3 separate regions of the Homo sapiens genome follow, and all the other regions are linked to region 1. Evidence: chromatin contacts called from ENCODE Hi-C or POLR2A ChIA-PET data. All regions are on one chromosome and are shown on one strand. The core of a region is the stretch at or near the end of the contact, and the rest is flanking DNA. Distances in the headings are between cores, read along the strand shown. Region 1 overlaps KCNMA1 (potassium calcium-activated channel subfamily M alpha 1). Region 2 overlaps POLR3A (RNA polymerase III subunit A). Region 3 has its middle 100 kb from the start of KCNMA1.

The links. A loop is a pair of places that touch in the nucleus more often than their neighbours do. ChIA-PET counts read pairs that join two places held with the same protein, here RNA polymerase II (POLR2A). Pooled maps may share reads with other maps.
Region 2: a pooled map of heart left ventricle shows a loop between it and region 1 (3-fold over the local background). The contact joins two enhancer-like sites. A Hi-C loop is called at or near these places in 5 of 50 pooled maps.
Region 3: a map of endothelial cell of umbilical vein shows a loop between it and region 1 (10-fold over the local background). The contact joins two enhancer-like sites. A Hi-C loop is called at or near these places in 1 of 168 maps with a recorded cell type or tissue (endothelial cell of umbilical vein). POLR2A ChIA-PET finds 5 or more read pairs at or near these places in 3 of 52 experiments (A549, BJ and MCF 10A).

What each region holds. Positions count from the first base shown.
Region 1 is chr10:77,161,362-77,166,173 of GRCh38, forward strand. The region is part of intron 5 of KCNMA1 (potassium calcium-activated channel subfamily M alpha 1); the gene reads right to left. Among named protein-coding and RNA genes, the nearest start is that of KCNMA1-AS2, 23 kb to the left of the region's middle. RefSeq lists enhancers at 2,056-3,255, 2,590-2,884. Within about 2 kb of position 2,755, at least 6 of the 41 ENCODE cell types and tissues checked have a DNase peak (open chromatin) inside an H3K27ac peak, as active enhancers do; they include endothelial cell of umbilical vein, where a contact is called at or near this core.
Region 2 is chr10:77,997,281-78,002,092 of GRCh38, forward strand. POLR3A (RNA polymerase III subunit A) reads right to left here. Exons shown (of 31, transcript NM_007055.4): 18 at 3,696-3,814; 19 at 2,701-2,838. Among named protein-coding and RNA genes, the nearest start is that of POLR3A, 30 kb to the right of the region's middle. Within about 2 kb of position 3,076, at least 3 of the 41 ENCODE cell types and tissues checked have a DNase peak (open chromatin) inside an H3K27ac peak, as active enhancers do.
Region 3 is chr10:77,734,980-77,739,791 of GRCh38, forward strand. It overlaps the pseudogene RBBP6P1. Among named protein-coding and RNA genes, the nearest start is that of KCNMA1, 100 kb to the left of the region's middle. Within about 2 kb of position 2,757, at least 3 of the 41 ENCODE cell types and tissues checked have a DNase peak (open chromatin) inside an H3K27ac peak, as active enhancers do; they include endothelial cell of umbilical vein, where a contact is called at or near this core.

The DNA.
Region 1 (4,812 bases), core at 1,505-4,004:
CTCAGCTTCCCAAGTAGTTAGGACTACAGGCATAAGCCACCACGCCCAACTACTTTTTTTTTTTGTAGGGATGGGGTCTCACTATGTTGCCCAAGCTGGTCTTCAACCCCTGGGCTCAAGCAATCTTCCTGCCCTGGCCTCCCAAGCTGCTGAGATTACAGGTGTGAGCCACCATGCCTGATGGAGTTTTAATAGTAGTTACTGCATTGCACCAGCCAGATATTTCATCTGAGAAAAGTCAGGCACACTAGGTTCCATCATTCAATTACTATCCTATTAAGCTGAATTCAGTTATGAGTGTGTTTAGAGATGTGCATGTATCTTGTAGTCAACGCATGGATAACATGTGAATTCTATCCAAAGCAATAAGTGCTCTGCATACATTTAAATGCATGTCTTCTCATGTTTACTCTTCTGTAGTATTATTTAACTATTTATTCATCTTTTGTTATATTGACTTATGAAAGACTTTGAACTCTTGTTGTAGAAAAGGTATTTGGAATTCCCATATCTATAACTAGATTAAGCTACTCTAGGCTGAAATTGTGTCTTACATTTCACAGTATACCATGCACAACAAGCAGAGTGCTATGATCCATATGTATCTATTGAGTGAATCATTTATTAATCTCAAATTACATCCCCAAATCCTGTTCTTTCCTTCCTTTGCCTTTTTTTCCTAGATATCAAGAAGCACACTGATTCTAGTTAAGTAGTTATTACTTTGAGCTCAGTTAAAGATACTAAATATTGGCACTCTTGGTGGCCCCCATTCCAAGCATCCTTTTATGTAAAAGAACTGTAATCCTATGAGCAAAGACCTGTAAAACTGACTGCAGCTAAGGGAATTATGCCCCCATGCAGATAATGCTGTGGACCAAACAGTTCCGATAAGCAAACAAAATCTCTCAGACAATTATGTTCTTGTTTAAGGCCGTTTGCCTTGGAATTCCCAAAAGGATTCTGGAGGATTGCAAATTTGCTGGGGATGAAGAAAGAAAGTACTAGCTAGAGTTTAATAGATTATTGGATTAAGACAGGCCAGAAACAGTCAAACAAGAAAAGTATTATGCAAAACCTTCTAAGGTTCTAATCTCACCTTATTTCTATTTTGATTAATATTTTCCTGGGAAAGAAAAGATGGGGGTTTTTGTTGTTCTCTGACTACAATCCAGAGATAACATCTTTGCCTCCAGTTTTCATCAAGATAAAGACCTGGAAGACCCGAGCCAAAAGGAAGGAGCTGGAATTTTTTTTAAATCTTTCTTTCTGGTCTTTAAGGAAGTTATCTGAAAACCCACTGGTACTCTCCAATGGGTAAAGAATGAGACAGAACTAGCAGAAAGTGTTAAAGCATTAGACAGGCAAATTAACTTAGAGACAGTGGGAGAATGATTCCATCTCCATTGATTTTCCAGTCTGTAAATATGAAATGCTGGAAGGATACTTGTGACATTTGGAAAGTTTTATCTAGAAATCTCCAATTAATTTTAGAGTGCATAGCATACATCAATTAAACAGACTGCGGGGTTCATATTTCCTACACGGTCGTGACTCATCCTCGGAAGATCTGACCCATCAAGGATAATGATTTCATCTTGATATTGGTGACTAATATTTCTGTTTGTATGTCCAGTGTCTGCTACAGAGCCTGACATAGAGTAAGTAAATGCTCAAACATATGGATAAATGAATCAATTAAAAACCTCATAAAATCTTTACCCTATTAATCTTCCTCCTATAGCAGGGGTTGGTAAACTACAGCCTGTGAGACAAATCTGGCCACCACCAGTTCTTGCACAGGACACCAGCTAAAAATGTTTTCCCCCTACATTTTAAAACAGCTAAAAAAATTAGAATATTTTATGGAATATGAAAATTGTATGAAATTCAAATTTCAGTGTCCCGAATACAATTTTATTGGGACACAGCTATGTCCACTCTTTTACCTATTGCCTATGGCTGCTTTCATGCCACAGAGGCAGAGTTGAATGGTGGTGGTGGAGATCATACAGCCCCTGAAGCCAAAAACATTGACTATCAGGCCCTTTATGGAAGAATTTTGCTGACCCTTATTCTATAGAATGGAACTTGGGAACCCTTATCATTTGTCATTCATTCCATTGTTCACTCAGTGGCTATTTACTGAGTATCTCCCATGCGTGCAGTGCTCTGTCCCATTCTGGGGATAAAACAGAGAGCTGAGAAAGATCCCTGCCTTGATGGAACTCACAGTCTGGGTCTGGAGCAGCAGAAAGAGGCTCATCAAGTAACCTTCCAAGCACCTTTGCAATCACAACAGTGAGGAGAGCTAAGAAATGGTACATGGGGTAAGCTTCCATGATGTACTGATGGTTATGCTAATTACTAAAGACTGTCAAATCAGGACCCAAATTGTCTAGTGCCAAGGTGGATGTCTTTGCTCCTTCCTTTTTCTGCCCTGAGACACTCTTCATTCTCAGTTGGGTTTCCCTTTTAGAATGACCTGTGACATGTGTCTTCTCCTCATGTGACACTCTTCCTCTTTCTAACCCCAGCACCTAGAACAAAGCCTGACACACGGGAGACACTCAGGGCATCACTGTTGAACAAATGAAAGAATTAATTCATTAGGAGAAGAAATGTAAGCAAATTCCTGGGCATCCCCAGGCCCCAGTTTTCTCATCAGTAGAATAAGAAGGATATGATGTACTCAAGCCTCCCAGCTCGGCATTCTGCAATTTGTCATGTCCTGAGAGCTGGACTCATCTGGCTTTCTGATTCACTCCTCTCTGTGGACATAAGGCAGACTCCCTCTGACTCAGCAGCCTGATGCATCTTCCTGAGTGACACATGAACTCTGCCCAAGGCAAGGCGGCCAGCCCCAATCCATTCCACGGATCACTGCTGACAGTGAATGGGAGTATACCTGGGGGTTTTAGCCAAGGTCTGCTCAAGGTCTTTGGCATAAAGGGAGGCCAGGTTGAACACACACCAGCAGGAAGAGAGATGACCTTGACTTCATAAATTGGCCATAAATTAGAGCTAAGAATCAGGAAGATTCTCCTTCCATGCACATTTCTAAATGGCAGTTTCAAGGCAGGTGGCTATTTTAAAACACAGACACAAACTCATAATTCACCCTCTTTGTCCCCCACCCTCCTACATGCCATTGATCTTTCTTTTTTTTTTTTGGAATCCTGAAACATGATCTTTAAGAAAAGACAACTGGACTCCAGGATTACTTCCTAGCTCTTCCTCCTCTAGAAGCCACCATTTCTCTTCGCTATCTAGACCCCAGGGAAGTGGCTTTGGCAAAAGCACATTTGCACCCATGGATCATTTGGTTTTCTTGTCCTGTTAACTGCCTGGTTCTGCAGCACCCAGAGCCAGATAATAGAGGTGTTCCTTCACCAGCCACAGCTACTATCAGGATCCCTCTTAGTCCGGAGGTAACAGAAGCAACTGGTTGAACGTGTTTCCTCCTGGGAAATCCTAAATGTTCCATATGGCAATAGGGAATCTAGAGTTGTGTTTCTCCTTGTATTAGGGATATTTTCCCTCTTTCAGTTTCTTCCCATTTTTTCCCATCTAAAATATGTTTTTTCCACTTTGCTGAGATGAAGACCAGCCAGAGAGTCAAAGGAAATGACAGACATGCCATAATAGAAAGAAAAAAATACAGACTTCTGAAGAATGAGTTGATTCATGCCATGAAAACTCACGATAAAAATATTCACTACTTTTTTTTGGCCACTTGTCATAGTGTGCTGCCTCTGCTAGGCAGCTGAAAGTGTCTCATATGAAAAGCTCTATTATCCTCCACAGAAATGACCTTTGGGACCCACCCAACGGTAGTCAATGGTAATATTATACTAACTTGCCCCCCAAGAGGAAAGAATGAAATAATAATACTTAAAATATGAATGCAGAGAAGTCCTCACTTAAACACAGTACTTCTGGTTCATAAATCAGTTCTGACACATTGAAGTACACATATGATGACTAGACGCAAGTTTATTAACACATTTTCTTTCTTTTTAGGTCTGAGAAACATATCTATTCAGAATCCATACATTTGTTCATTTTTTGAAGCTGACAGCTTGATAGGCAAAAAGTAAAGTGACAGATCATTTCAATATTTCTTTTAAATTCAAAACCAATTCAGTCAAAAGACCGAAGGAAAATATTCTACGGAGATAAAATGATAATGCAAACAATTGAAGACAGTCCTTTATTTTAGTGAAAACAGGTAATGTCTGTACTCTGGAGTCGGGCTGACTTCCTCCTCTTAACCTGCCCTGCAAGTCCAATTAGAATGGTTTTCTGCGGGGAGTTGTTTTCCATTTATACTTAGCCCGAACACGTATACCTACTTTTCAAACTCTTAGCTATTCACTTGACATTTGTCTTCTTCAGTCTTCACTAAATAGTCTTTGGACCCTTTGGGAGTCTTATAAGAGTTATTTTCTGAAAGTTAAAAACGTAGGACCTTATTTCGGCAGAGGTTAACTAAACCAGGCTTCAAAGAGGATTCTGAGGGCGACAGCCACTATAATGTCCATTCCTACTTTCCTTCACTAGGTGGCAGCACGTCACAACACATTTTTCAGAACAGTCTGGGGAAAATGCAGTTGAGCTAAAGTGAGGTTGGGGAGTCTCTGCGGGCTATGGGAGGAGGATACACATTAGGGCAGGTCAGTGCATGGAAAAGCTGGCGACACTTGTGTTTCCTATAGGTCCCCTTTGTTCCCAGTGGAGCTGGGGCCCTTCGTCTCTAACAAACCAGAAGTACTTGTACTAATGGAAGGGAGGCTATTTATTTCATAAAAT
Region 2 (4,812 bases), core at 1,826-4,325, 840 kb after region 1:
TATTCAACATAGTGTTGGAAGTTCTGGCCAGGGCAATCAAGCAGAAGGAAATAAAGGGCATTCAATTAGGAAAAGAGGAAGTCAAATTGTCCCTGTTTGCAGATGACATGATTGTATAGCTAGAAAACCCAATCGTTTCAGCCCAAAATCTCCTCAAGCTGATAAGCAACTTCAGCAAAGTCTCAGGATACAAAATCAATGTGCAAAAATCACAAGCATTCTTATACACCAATAACAGACAGAGAGCCAAATCATGAGTGAACTCCCATTCACAATTGCTTCAAAGAGAATAAAATACCTAGGAATCCAACTTACAAGGGATGTGAAGGACCTCTTCAAGGAGAACTAAAAACCACTGCTCAATGAAATAAAAGAGGATACAAACAAATGGAGAACATTCCATGCTCATGGGTAGGAAGAATCAATATCGTGAAAATGGCCATACTGCCCAAGGTAATTTATAGACTCAATGCCATCCCCATCAAGCTACCAATGTCTTTCTTCACAAATTGGAAAAAACTACTTTAAAGTTCATATGGAACCAAAAAAGAGCCCACATCGCCAAGTCAATCCTAAGCCAAAAGAACAAACCTGGAGGCATCACGCTACCTGACTTCAAACTACACAAGGCTACAGTAACCAAAACAGAGATATAGACTGGTACCAAAACAGAGATATAGACCAGTGGAACAGAACAGAGCCCTCAGAAATAATGCCGCATATCTACAACTATCTGATCTTTGACAAACCTGAGAAAAACAAGCAATGGGGAAAGGATTCCCTATTTAATAAATGGTGCTGGGAAAACTGGGTAGTCATATGTAGAAAGCTGAAACTGGATCCCTTCCTTATACCTTATACAAAAATTAATTCAAGATGGATTAAAGACTTAAATGTTAGACCTAAAACCATAAAAACCATAGAAGAAAACCTAGGCAATAGCATTCAGGACATAGGCATGGGCAAGGACTTCATGTCTAAAACACCAAAAGCAATGGCAACAAAAGCCAAAATTGACAAATGGGATCTAATTAAACTAAAGAGCTTCTGCACAGCAAAAGAAACTACCATCAGAGTGAACAGGCAACCTACAGAATGGGAGAAAATTTTTGCAACCTACTCATCTGACAAAGGGCTAACATCCAGAATCTACAATGAACTCAAACAAATTTACAAGAAAAAAACAAACCCCATCAAAAAGTGGGTGAAGGATATGAACAGACACTTCTCAAAAGAAGACATTTATGCAGCCAAAGGACACATGAAACAATGCTCATCATCACTGGCCATCAGAGAAACGGAAATCAAAACTACAATGAGATACCGTCTCACACCAGTTAGAATGGCGATCATTAAAAAGTCAGGAAACAACAGGAGCTGGAGAGGATGTGGAGAAATAGGAACACTTTTACACTGTTGGTGGGACTGTAAACTAGTTCAACCATTGTGGAAGTCAGTGTGGCGATTCCTCAGGGATCTAGAACTAGAAATACCATTTGATGCAGCAATCCCATTACTGGGTATATACCCAAAGGATTATAAATCATGCTGCTATAAAGACACATGCACATGTATGTTTATAGCGGCACTATTCACAATAGCAAAGACTTGGAACCAACCTAAGTGTCCAACAATGATAGACTGGATTAAGAAAATGTGGCACATACACACCATGGAATACTATGCAGCCATAAAAAATGATGAGTTCACGTCCTTTGTAGGGACATGGATGAAACTGGAAACCATCATTCTCAGCAAACTATCCCAAAGACAAAAAACCAAATGCCGCATGTTCTCACTCATAGGTGGAAATTGAACAATGAGAACACATGGACACAGGAAGGGGAACATCACACACCGGGGACTGTTGTGGGGTAGGGGGAGCGGGGAGGGATAGCATTAGGAGATATACCTAATGCTAAATGAGTTAATGGGTACAGCACACCAACATGGCACATGTATACATATGTAACAAACCTGCACGTTGTGCACATGTACCCTAAACTTAAAAGTATAATAATAATAAAATTAAAAAAATACAGTTAAATTATTGAGTGGAGAGTACAGGGATTGAAAAGACATCTTTTGCCTGTGGTCTTATGGAAGAACACAAGAAGACGTATTTTTCACTCCTCTGCCATTAGGGTACTTTTGTGGTAAAGTTTGAGAAGCACAAATGCTGAGAAGCCTCTAGTTTAGCCCTGTGCCCCAGAGTCTATTATCTCAGAGCTATACACTCTCTGAGGAAATGCTTTCCTTCTAAGCATCCAAGCCCCGCAGCAAGCACTGGAATAGGTCATTAGAGTTAATTAGAATGATATTAATAATGAGTTACATAAATAGTTGCAAAGAGAGAGGCAGAGGCCTTGCAATAACCCTCATTGTCACGTGTTAGTAAAGCGAGGCTTAGTGAGGTTGAATGACATATCCCACAATGTACTTCCATCCATGTTCTCCTCTAACAGCGCTTTGCTATGCGTGGCTCTGGCCTGGTCTTGATCATCATAGGATGATTCGGAACATACTACATTTTTTTTGGTTGTTCATTTCCAGGGCATCTACCTTTCTACATTTTTTCCTTTTAAATTTAACCCAAGACTAGATAAATTACAGCTCATGTGCAAAACGTGTACTCAATAGTCAAAACCCACAGAGCTCTGTCCTGCTCTGTTGCTAATGGCCTACATTTCTTCAGGTTACCTGCATGTATCCCGTTTCAGCTGTCTTTACAGCCGTGTCGACTAGACCTTCCCGGCCGGCCATTGTGTGGAAGAAAAACTCAGTTGGTGTCAAACCGGAATAAAAGCTATTAGCCACAAAGCCTTTGGCAGCTGGGAGCTAAAGAGAGGTAGAAAAAAGAAAAATCAAACAAAAAAAGTTCAAGGCCCACGATTCTGAAATCCACTCAAATCAGAAAATGCCCCACCTTGAGACTATAAATACCTGGCCAGTATATTCTCACTAAATGGCAGGCTTTCTTTGCCCTTTCCTTATGGAGAAATACTTTATACCAGGGACAAGGAGAATGAGGGCCCAGCCAGGGCTGGTGCTGGTGCCAGTGGCAGGCAAGTGGCCCAAGAGAGGGAAACCTAAGATCTGGATGCTCTCCTTAAAATAGGCAAGCAGTCAAGGACCTCAGAGGACACCCTGTGGATGGAGGCTGCCTGCCCATTCCCTGGGAAATGACACCTTCAAGATATCCTTCCTGTGGGCCAGACCTGCCCACCTACAAAACATAACCATGCATTGTCAATGTCTACAGGGTTTCATTCTGGGCACTGAAAATGTTCTAAAAGTAGGTTGTAGTGATGGCTGCACAGCTCTGTGATTAACAGTCACTGAACTGTGTGCCTTACATGGGTAAATTATATATGAAGTATAATTGTAATAATTACATATGAAGTATATATGTATTTAAAGTTTATTTATTTGTAGAGATGGGGTCTCGCTATGTTGGCCAGACGAACTCCTGGCCTCAAGCAATCCTCTTGCCTTGGCCTCCCAAAGTGCTAGAATTTCAGGCATGAGACACTGTGCCCGGCCTGAAGTGTATCTTAATAAAATGGCAAAAAATACATATATAAAACTCCACATGAAATTGGCCAACGGTCTTTGATCTGAATAGGTCTGTGTTCCTTGGAGGAAAGTGTAGATTAAGAGATCTTCACAGTTCTACCTGATCTGCTACTGCTTACCTTTGAGTGTTTTTCAAAATGAGGCAAGGACCTGTTTTCAAAGCCGTCTGGCACTCGAGAGCCACTGATGGCCTGCTGTCCCACACAGGCAATCATCTGTGATATGTTAATGAAGGAACCTGGGGACATGGACCAGAAATGTAACATTCATTTACCAAAATAACACTAATTGAAGTGCATGCAGATTGGAAGGGTAAAACAGGAATAGGCCCTTATGCTCAATGAGGTCATGGTCCTGGAACAGTAGAAGACAGAAATACAATCAAGACAACAAGGAGCTGTCAGGAACCCAAGAAAGGCGGAACGACGGCGAGAGGAGCCAGGAGCATGTGTGGGTTGGAGGAAAGGCTGGGGAAGTGACAGGTGAGTCTTCAAGGAGGCTTCAGCAAGTCCAGGTTGGACTCCTGGAGGACATTATGATTTGGACATAAAGGGAGAGGGGGAGGAATTCCAAAGTGGGTGGGAAAGTAGGAAGCAAAGACAGAGAAATGGAAAAGTGTGGGCTATGTCCTGAGGGTAGGAAGCAGGAGAGCAATGGGGTAAAAGGCAGCAAAGTTAAAGAGACTGGACTTTATCCTGTTTAAAAAAAAAGTGTACAGAAATAGAAGCACAGAGGTTTTGAATTTGAATGCATTATCATAAAACCAAATGCTTTGAGGGCCTCGGTATCTACAAAATAGAAGAATTATGCCACATCATTAAGTACATTAAAAAATCCCTGGCTTTCTTCTGCTTCAACCTGCCTGACCTGCTGGGCTCAAGTGATCCTCCCACCTCAGCCTCCTGATTAGCTGGGACGACAGGCACAAGCCACCACGCCCAGCTAATTTTTTTTTTTTTGTATTTTTTGTAGAGATGGGGTTTTGGCATATTGCCCAGGCTGATCTCAAACTCCTGGGCTCAAGCAATCAATCGGCCTCGGCCTCAGCCTCCCAAAGTGCTGGGATTACAGGCATGAGCCACTGCATCTGGCCTCATTTTTTTTTAAAGACCACGTTGCTCAAAGCACCCTCAAACTCAGAATCCAGACACATTACCAACAAGTTCCTTCAAAGCAGTTAAACTTCCCAAAATGCAAATAATTAAGTCTCTCTCTCTGATTTAAAAAGATCCCTTA
Region 3 (4,812 bases), core at 1,507-4,006, 570 kb after region 1:
ATGAATAACTTTTTATACTGTTTGTTACACATTTGTATCAGTATTTAGTGGCAAACGATTTGAGTTGTTTTGGGTCAGAATTTTTCTTTTTGTACTGTTTCTTTAAAACAGAGTTCTTAGTAACAGGGGCAGCTCCTGAATTCAAATAAACCATTTTGTATGTTTGGATTTTGAAGAGGTTAACTAATTACAGGCTAAAATAATGCCTTTTTTAGTGTTTTTAATTTTTAGAATACACTACATAAATTGTAAGTAATTGTGGGTCTCAAAAACCCTAGGAACTTTTAAGTGTCTTAGCACTTCCTCGATGTGCCTGCCCTGAAGGAGTGAGCTCACATGTGAGACAACTGCACTCCAGTGTGGGCGTGCCTTTTTCTTCAGGCCATGCGAAGGGTGTTTAAAGCAGCCTTGCAGGTCGCTCCTTTCCCAGCCGTGGATAAAAACTGAAGCCAGGAATCTAATAAGGAATGCTGATTTCCTCAATTCCATTTTGGGGCATGGGGAAGGCTGTTCTAAAGAAAAAAATGGGACTGGTTTTCTAGGCAGATCTGCAAGGCTGGCTTTAAAAGCACAAGGAGGGAAAGTAACGAAAGGGCTGGACTACTATAAAAGTTACAAATACGTAGTTAGACCAATAGATTTATATAGTCAGGTTTTTGTCATGTAATTTATTAACTATTACAGAAACACAACTAAGAATATCAAGTATTTCTCTGGCTCTTGACAGAAAAAAAAATCAGTTGACTTAACCCTTTGCTGTCAAAAGAGTTGGCATTGCCTGTTCTAGGTGCTACTGCCAAATGTTCTGATACTTAGAGTTGGGATGCACAACGTCAACCACTGACTTCTCAATGCAGCCGCCTGTGTATTGCAATTGGCCGTTACCTTAAGCGCGGGGCCACCCGGGTTTAGTTCAGCCATTTCAAGAAGTATATTTAACGTCGGTAGTTCTGCTTTATTAAAATGCAGCAGAGGTACTCTTCTGTCCCTTCCGTTTATAGTTCTCTGAGAGAGTTCTATTTTTTGGTTTTGTTTCGTGTTTTCTTTTTTTTTTTTTTTTTTTTTTTTTTGAGACAGAGTCTTGCTCTGTCGCCCAGGCTGGAGTGCAGTGGAGTGATCTTGGCTCACTGCAAGCTCTGCTCGCCGGGTTCACACCATTCTCCTGCCTCACCCTCCCGAGTAGCTGGGACTACAGGCGCCCGCCACCACGCCCAGATAAGTTTTTTTTTTGTATTTTTAGCAGAGACGGGGTTTCACCATTGTTGCGGGAAGTCAGGGAACCCAAACGGAGGAACCTGCTGAAGCCATGACAGAAGAACATGGATTATGAAGATTTTATGGACATTTATTAGTTCCCCAAATTAATACTTTTGTAATTTCTTAATGCCTGTCTTTACTGCAATCTCTAAACATAAATTGTAAAGATTTCATGGACACGTATCACTTCCCCAATCAATACCCTTGTGATTTCCTATGCCTGTCTTGTCTTTAATCTCTTAATCCTGTCAGCTGAGAAGGATGTATATCGTCTCAGGACCCTGTAATAATTGCGTTAACTACACAAATTGTACAGCATGTGTGTTTGAGCAATATGAAATGTGGGCACCCTGAAAAAAGAACAGGATAACAGCAATTGTTCAGGGAATAAGAGAGATAACCTTAAACTCTGACTGCCGGTGAGCCGGGCAGAACAGAGCCATATTTCTCTTCTTTCAAAAACAAATGGGAGAAATATCGCTGAATTCTTTTTCTCAGCATGGAACGTCCCTGAGAAAAGAGAATGCGCACCTAGGGGTAGGTCTCTGAACTGGCCCCCCCGGGGCGTACCTGTCTCTTATGGTCGAGATTGCAGAGGTGAAATAAACTCCAGTCTCCCATAGTGCTCCCAGTCTTATTAGGAAGAGGAAATTCCCGCCTAATAAATTTTGGTCAGACAGGTTGATCTCAAAACCCTGTCTCCTGATAAGATGTTATCAATGACAATGGTGCCTGAAACTTCATTAGCAATTTTAATTTCGCCTCGGTCCTGTGGTCCTGTGATCTTGCCCTGCCTCCACTTGCCTTGTGACATTCTATTACCCTGTTAAGTACTTGATGTCTGCGACCCACACCTATTCGCACACCTCCCCTTTTGAAAATCCCTAATAAAAACTTGCTGGTTTTTGTGGCTTGTGGGGCATCGCGGATCCTACCAACGTGTGATGTCTCCCCCGGACACCCAGCTTTAAAATTTCTCTCTTTTGTACTCTGTCCCTTTATTTCTCAAGCCAGCTGACGCTTAGGAAAATAGAAAAGAACCTACGTGATTATCAGGGCAGGTCCCCCGATACACCATGTTAGCCAGGATGGTCTCAATCTCCTGACCTCGTGATCTGCCCACCTCAGCCTCCCAAAGTGCTGGGATTACAGGTGTGAGCCACCATGCCCAGGCTTGTTTTGTGTTTTATTTTGCATTTCATATCTTACATTTATCCCTGAACATGTTTTGTACTTTTTTTTGTTGTTAAGAAAAGGAATTCTTTTGTGTATCTATAGATACTTGCATGATCTACTGTAGTCAACGTTCGGTTCCTCAAAAGGTCTTGCTGCTGTCAGGTGTTATGCACTCCATCCATAATAACTGTGTGAAACACATTTCATATGTAAATAAACGTGGGACATTTGGCCCATGTGCTTCTGTGAGAGAGTTATTGATTGTGAGTCTCTGACATCTTTGTGAAGTTTGGGAAGTGACTAATTGCAGGGACAAGCTACAGGATGTTGCAGAATCCTTCCCACTCAGAAGAATGGCATGTTCTCTCTCATTAGTAATCAGCTATTTTGTCACTTTCTCATTGACTCCATCAGTACATCGGTACAATCCAAGGGTGTGAATTTCAGCTTGAAATTCCATTGCTATTACTTGTTATGTTTGTATTGCTCTAAGTTGTATTCATAGCACTTTCATATGTTTCTGCATTTGAACCTTGCAATAAGCCTGTGTGGTAGGCCACATAGGTCCAAATAACCTAGTTTTACAGTTGAGGAAGCTGAGCTCAGATTCAGTTCTTTGCTGAAGCCCTCATAGCTGGTAAGTGGCTTTGCATATTAGAACCCAAATATTTTGCTCTCTAAATCTAATGCTCGCTCTATGTGGTTATGTACATATTGACAAATATTCATTTATTCAACAAATAAAAAGTATGTACAAAGCATGAAAAAAATAAAAAATAAAAACAACAACAATAAACTATAGCTTCTGATCTGAACGGAAAACTAAGCTGATGGAGGAAAGAGAGTTTCTTAAAAATGGCAGAGGAGATTCCAAAAAAAAAGTAATTCTAGTCACTCAAGAGACCAAAAGACCTCATGATCACAAAGCCACTTATGATACTAAACACTCAAGGTAAGGGGCAAAATTTGTAGATAAAAGTCTTTGTGAAGATCATGAGACACATATATTAGAAGCAAAGAACAACAAAGAGTCAAGTGGCAATCAGTTACTTGATATTGTTATTCCACCAGGCACACAAATTGAGAAAGAGCAAATTACTGGGCAAGTTGAGAAGAATGCTACCAACCCTAAACCCCAGTTAAGTCACTCCTCTCGACTGTCCCCTGACTTAACTAGAGACACTGATGAAGCTGCTTTTGAGCCAGATTATAATGAAAGTGACAGTGGAAGTTATGTATCTGTAAAAGATGAGGAAACTTCAGGAAACACTTCTAAGGTCCTGAAAGATAAGATAATGGAGAAAGCAGGAGAAAGCAAAAGAAAGCCTGGACACAGTTGGCCAGGTAGGCATAGGAGGAGCCAGAGTCCGAGCAGAAGTCAGAGCCCTTCTGGAGGCCAGACTTGAGGCCATAGCAGCAGGGCCAGTTCTGCAGAAAGTTAGAATAGCAGGAAGAATAATAAAAAGTAGGAAAAGGAAAAGCACAAGAAACATTAAAAAAAAAAAAAAAAAAAACCATACATGCAGGTACTGCAGGGGAATTGGAAAAAAGCCAAAAAACACAGACATAAGAAAAGGAAGTCAAAGAAGAGCAAAAGATAAAGAGAAAGATAACAAAAAATGAAATCTGTCACCATGTAAAAGGACAGATTTTTTAAATGGACTTAATGGCTAAGTCTGTATTCAATTTTGTTATTATGTAAAGAGATTCAGGTCTTGTAAATAATGACATGGAAGACTCTGTGCTGCACTTAAAATATTGCTGCTTGATTATTGGATTTTTACATCAGAGGTTGATGCAGTTTGGATATTTGTCCCCACCCCAATCTCATGTTGAAATAAAATCCCCAGTGTTGGAAGTCAGGCCTGGTGGGAGGTGTCTGGGTCATGGAGGTGGATCCCTCATAGCTTGGTGCTTTCTCTGCAAAATCTGGTTGTTTAAAGTGTGTGGCACCTCCCCTACTCTCTCTTGCTTCTACTCCCACCATGTGAGACACATGCTCCTGCTTCACCTTTCACCATGATTGTAAGCTTCCTGAGACCTCCCCAGAAGCAGATGCCAGTGCTATGCTTCCTGTACAGTCTGAAGAACTATAAGCCAATTAAACCATTTTTCTTTATAAATTAACCAGTCTCAGGTATTTTTATAGAAATACAAGAATTGCTTAATACAGAAAATTGGTACCAAGGAGTGGGACACTGCTATGAAGATACCTGGAAATGTGGAAGCAGCTTTGGAACTAGGTAATGGGCAGAGGTTGGAAAAGTTTGGAGAGCTCAGAAGAAGAGAGAAAGATGAGAGAAAATTTGGAACTTTTTAAAGACTGGTTAAATACTTGTGACCAAAATGCTGATAGTGATATGAACAGTGAAGTCCAGG